Regions from separate parts of the Mus musculus genome. Here region 1 is linked to region 2. The links are chromatin loops, found by intact Hi-C in ENCODE. Cell type or tissue: heart. All regions are shown on one strand. Each heading gives the region's core, and the rest is flanking DNA. Links, peaks and the distances in the headings are about the cores only.

Region 1 (2,906 bases), core at 317-2,816, 460 kb after region 2:
CAATGCCACCATGTTGTGAGTTAGCACTCAGACATTGCCTCCAACAGGTAACACCCCACTTCCAGGCCTCTCCGAGAGACACAGCCTGCCACCCTGGGCTTGACCCTCTCTACCTGTTATGGTATCTTCATGCATTTTCTCTACTCCCTTACAATGCTCTGGCCACTAGGGGATGGGCTATTGTTACCTCTTCGGCTTCTATACTTGAACTGGCAGTATCAAAGAGCTCACTCTGTTCCACTCTCTCACTAGACTTTGTCTGTAGGACACATCCCTCTTAACTGAAACTTCACAAGGCCTTTCCCCTCCATGGGTCCATCTGGTCAAAATGGGTCTGTCATGGCCCAGAGGGAGGAAGCTAGACTGCTGTGTTTCCTGTGATAGACACTGGAGAAGGCTTCTGAAGTCATCTAGATTAGTGTCTATTATGTCTAGGCTCTCTGCGATGGCTTTTTTCTTTTGCAGACTATGCTATAATCCTATGCTATGTGTGATCATCAATCTCCAAAGCACATTATCAAATCTGCACATCCATGAAGATACTTCACCTCTGACGTGAGAGGATGCTATGGCTGCCATGGAAGAGCCAGGGTGACACCAACCAAAGACTTAGGTTCACCTGGATTTTGTTTTTGTGTACCTGTGTGTGTGTGTGTGTGTGTGTGTGTGTGAAAGAGAGAGGGAGACAGAGACAGAGAGATCTATATAACTCAGGCTAACCTTCAATTTGCAATGCTCTTGTCTTAGCCTTTTGAATTTTGGTTTGCAGGCAAGTACCAACACACCTAGTTGTATTCATTGTGTTGAGTTTGTATGTGTGTAAGTGCGGTGTGAACATTTGTGTGTTTGCAGGTGCAATGTGTGTATGTTTAAAGGTCAGAGAACATTCCAAGTGTACCAAGCAGGCTGGGCTGGTTGGCCAAGGAGTCCCTGGGATGTGCCTATTTGCACCTCCCCAGTGATGATTTGATAAGCACATGTTACCATGCCTAGTCTCTCTGCTTTTTTCTTCTCACTTATGTTCTACAGAACTCATCTCCTCATGCTTTCTTTAATGACAAGGCCATCTCCCCATCCTGTGTGCTCATTTTTTTTTAATGGAAGCATGTAATATGGCTTCCATCAAGTGGGCAACTGGCACGGGTTTAGAGGTCACATTCCCCAGCCAGCTGCTGGAGAAGAAAGAACCGCCAGCAGCCAAGGACTAGAAAAACCACTTGATGAACTCCTATTTGTGAGCAGCCACATTCCCCATTCCAGGCTACTTCCCCAGTTTGACCATGCTGTTAGCTGTTAGCTCCTGAACTCCTCCGTGCAACCACAGCTGGATGGGGACAGGCCTTCTGCAGGCCAACACTTACAAGGAAACTCCCTTCCTGCAGAGCTGAGGCTACAGGCTCCAGCTGAGCCCTGCTTAGAAATGATTTCATTTCTTCCTGCAACAACTTCCCTGGATGGGTCCCGGGATCCTAACACCCACGTTTACAGATGAGAGAGAGCACAGGCAGGGGAGGTCGCTTGTAGAAGGCCACACACACAGTAAATGACAGGTCTGGGATTTGAAGAGGGCTCCAGATCTGTGCTGTGTCACTTTCAAAGCCCTGTTCCACTAGGGAGAATGTCTTGTTTGCAACTTCTAATAACGAATTCATGATGGAGCGCAAGGGTTTACAATATTCCACTGAGTGTCTATTTGTATTCAAACTGGCTATGTTTATAGTTTGGTTTTTAGATATGTTCACCCTTGGAAGGACAAATATGAGAGAGAATGCTCATCTAGGGAAGTAGCAACAGGGTCAGTGGAACCTGTCCCAGGGAAGGCAGGAGACACCATGACGCTTCAATCACCCTGGCTCTTGCTCCACCTTGTGTTTACCGATATTTACAAATAGTATTTACCCACTGGCTCATTCTCCACTTTGTTCCATGTCAGACTGCAGGTTCCACCAAGGCAGGGAGCCTGTCTACTTGATTCCTCATGGTGTCTCCAGCTTCTAGCTGTGGCAACTTGCCAATGGCAGTATATAATTCTGGTTGAGCGTGTCCATGAGCTAGTACAAAAGACACACTGATCACCTTCCTGGATTTTCCCTTATCCTTGGAAAAGTTGGCTAGAAGTAAAAGGAGACCTCCAGTATCCTAGAGGTGTCATAGCCAGGGTGTGGCTACGAGGCACCTCATGGCACTCCAACCAACATCCTGCTCTTGCGTCCTTTCTTCCTCCTCTTCTGAGATATTTCCTGAACCTTGGTGTGTGTGTGTGTATGTGAGTGTGTGTATGTATGTGAGTGTATGTGTGTGTATGCATGTGTGAGTGAGTGAGTGAGAGAGAGAGAGAGAGAGAGAGAGAGAGAGAGAGGCCCCACTTAGAACTGAACACTCAGTCTGTTATTTTCATTCCTTTGATTAGTAATGAGACTCTGTTGTACTGGGGGCAAAGGTATAGGGAAAATTAGAAGGGAAAACATGAAATGGATGTCATTGTGTTTCATTGGATACATATATGAAATTTTCAAAGAATAAAATAATAAAAAGATAGTTGAAGAGTACACACAATTGCTAAATTTGAGAATTTAAAAATGTTGATTCCTATTTTTCAGGTTGTGGACATGTCATTAGCATTATTATTATTATTATTATTATTATTATTATAGCATTTATTAATGAACTTTCTCTTAGATCTAGTTGCAAATGTGATTATTTTTTATTCCAGGGAAAGCAAGATGAACTCACACTAGCACCGCTGTGTTGGGTTTCTCTCCTCACCCAGGGTCCCTGATGGAATGCAATGCACAAACCAGCTTAATAAAAGCAGGGAGATGCTCTCTGATGAGGTATGAAGTCATAAAAGGAAATTGTTCAGCGCCAGGAGACTGACGTGTTTGCGTTGGTTCTCACGGGCTCTA
Region 2 (2,906 bases), core at 203-2,702:
ACAGAGACAAAGCATCTCTCAACCTCACCCTCCACCCATGGCCAACTTTATTCTGTGTTGTCTTTCCAGGAGCAAAGTGTTACCTCTTGCATGGGGGGTCTGATGTAAGTGGAAAATGCTGGGCTTATTAGGAATACAGAAATTTTCTTTTAATTTATCGTGAGGAGTTTCCATACACTTTGATTTAAGGTTATTAACATTCTATAGACAGTGGCATTTTTAATATGTGGCGATCGCTTCTAAAGACTAATCTCATTACCCTCAAATAGTCATAAAATATGATTTTATTATACTTACGTATTTAATTAGACGGCCGGCCCCGTAATGGATTTTGAGATGGGACTGGCGCAACAGCTTTGATAATTCACTTATCTTTGGCAATAGTCATTAACCCCCAACACCAGCAAAATAGATTGCTTTCCAGCACATCTTTTCTCTCACCCCTTCCAAGTAGCGTGTGGGGGGTCCCCAGATAACGTAAATCGGACTTCGATTTTCCCGATTAATTAAAATATTAACGCACACACACCACCAATTCACAAAAAAAGGAAGAGCTACCCCAGGCCCGGCGGGAAGAGGCTGCCCTGCGACACTTGCGCCCAGAAACCTTTTCTTTTTCTTCTTCTTTTAAAACCAGAAGGGCCTTATTTCTCGTGGCAGGAAAGAGCCTGGGACATCTCCAGGTCGTCCCTTGGGCCTCTGTCGCGCGTCGCACAGATCTCCTTTGGGTGGGCCGAGCGCCTGGGAACCGAATCCGGGCCTCCCGAGCTGGGCCTCCGAGCCCACGCGCTGCCGGCTCCCAGCTGCCCTCCCGGTTCCTCGAAACCAGGTCGGGAAGCCGCAGGGCGCGCGCTCACCCAGGCTGGGAGGCGCAGAGGGCAGGGTCCCTGGCGCCCGCAGTGTCTGCTCTGCTTTTCAGGCGGTTGGAGGTGGGGAGATCTGGCCACCGCACGGACCATGTAACAGGCTGGACACCAGCTCCGGGTCGCCGGAGAGGCTGAGCGCTCTTTCCGTCGGCCCAGAGAGGGCCCAGCCTTCTTTGTCACTGCCGCACCCAAGAACAGGCCAGGGACCCGAAACTCCTGTGGCCACCGGAGGGAGAGGGGGCATCTGGAGGAACCTGTCTCCGACGTGGACCCCGGCCCTGTATTCAGCAGGCTTTGCCGGGGTAGAAAGCATGGGACACCCAGCGGGGCTCAGATGTGGGCACACTGGCCCTTCAGCAGCCTTAGGTCTGCCTAGAAATCAGACTGAGCTGCGCCTCTTGCCCTGGTGGCGGCAGGGAGTGTGGATCCCTAGAAGGGGCATTAGGTACCCTCTTCTCCCAGCCCCTTGTTGTCCCTCCCTCTCCTGGAATCTCCTCCCGCGCGCCTTTCCAGCCTCTTCCTGCTGTTCTCTTTGGGACACCCCAGAGCCAGTGCTGCCCTGGTATTTATTGCATGCGTGTGGGCGACTTGGGGCGCTCCTCCTCCGACCCACGGTGTTTTGACTGTGTGGCAGGTCTTGTGGGCAGGTATAACGGGCCAAGCAGCACTTATGCACTGGCTGCGCTCGCTTCTTTGCGAGATTTATTTGAGCGGGTGGTAACTTCCTCGGCCGCGGCTGGGCTTGTGGAGCCGTGGCGCGTGGCCGGGGGCGGTGGTGGCGCTCGGTGGCGCTCGGAGGCGGCGGGGCTCGCTGGGCTCGCGGGGCTCGGGCCGGCTCGCGGCGCCGTCAGGCAGTCAGTCGGCGAGCGCGGCGGCGGCGGCGGCGAGGGGCGCGGCGAGGGGCGGCCGCTCCCATATATGGCGCAGGCGCCGCCCCCCGACGTCACCCTCTGACAGCGCCGCTCCCGGGGGCTTCGAGTTTTGGCTCCCGGGAAAGGGTCCATTCCTCGGGGAGAGAGGGCTGAGTTTTGTGCGCCTCCGTCCGCTGCGCGCGCCGCTCCAGGCCCCGCCGCGCCCCGCCTGCGCCCGGGACTGCGCCGCGGCACTCACTGCCCCGTTTATTTGTCTTTGGAGCAGGCGGGCCGCGCCAGAAGCGGGCGATCCCGCAGTGTCCTGCAGCCGCGGACGCCGCCTGGCTAGGATGACACCACGTTGAGCGCGCCTGCAAACAACAACAACAACAAGCGCCGCCGCGGCCACCGCGTCCACCGCGCCCTGCTCCTCCGAAGCGTCGCGTCGCCACCGGTGCAGCCCGCCCGCGTCCCCGGCCGTCCGCAGCGCCCGGCCGCCGGTGTATGCGGCGCCTGCCCGGGACGGGCTGAAGCCGGCGGCGGGCCGCACCGCAGGCGCCGAGCAGGGCCAGGGCGGCCAGGGCAGCCTCCTGCCGCCGAGCCCCGAGCGCCGCCGACCGCGGACGCGCTTTCGGCCGGGAGTCGCGGCCGCCGCCAGCAGTGTTCATGTTTGGGATTCAGGAGAATATTCCGCGCGGGGGGACGACCATGAAGGAGGAGCCGCTGGGCAGCGGCATGAACCCGGTGCGCTCGTGGATGCACACGGCAGGCGTGGTGGACGCCAACACGGCCGCCCAGAGGTACGTACCGGCCGCCCCCGCGCGCCTTGGCCCCGGCCCGGCCCGGCCCCCTCCTCCGGCCAGCGCCGCGCTGCTCACCGGGCCGCTGTCCCTTTCCTCCTGCAGCGGCGTGGGGCTGGCGCGGGCGCACTTCGAGAAGCAGCCTCCTTCCAACCTCCGGAAATCCAATTTCTTCCACTTCGTGCTGGCGCTCTACGACAGGCAGGGGCAGCCGGTGGAGATCGAAAGGACCGCTTTTGTGGACTTTGTGGAGAAAGAGAAAGTAAGTGTACACCGGCGATCGCACCCTCCCTCTCCAGGAGTAGGGGGCAGTTGGTGCCCGCGCATGGGGTCCGAGTGCCCCCCTCGGTGGCGGGAGCGCTCCGCCGGGCGACCCCGCCGCCACGTGC

What was found. Hi-C counts contacts between places; a loop is a spot of excess contacts. Peaks named below come from ENCODE experiments on the same cell type or tissue, not always from the same donor. Only the 100,000 strongest peaks of a DNase experiment are listed, where the experiment ranks them.
Region 1: it touches region 2 in a loop (2.8-fold over the local background); 5 of 42 quality-filtered maps call a loop at or near these places.

What each region holds. Positions count from the first base shown.
Region 1 is chr7:136,849,002-136,851,907 of GRCm38, reverse strand. No RefSeq gene overlaps it. Among named protein-coding and RNA genes, the nearest start is that of Mgmt, 44 kb to the left of the region's middle. In heart, for the core only: no CTCF peak of the experiment used is centred there; a DNase peak (open chromatin) is centred at 1,377; H3K27ac peaks cover 105 bases.
Region 2 is chr7:137,313,391-137,316,296 of GRCm38, reverse strand. It overlaps Ebf3 (early B cell factor 3), which reads left to right and starts at 1,852. Exons shown (of 16, transcript NM_001113414.1): 1 at 1,852-2,517; 2 at 2,623-2,779. The coding sequence starts at 2,384. In heart, for the core only: a CTCF peak has its summit at 1,286; DNase peaks (open chromatin) are centred at 1,876 and 2,576; H3K4me3 peaks cover 2,223 bases; H3K27ac peaks cover 1,311 bases; H3K27me3 peaks cover 1,797 bases.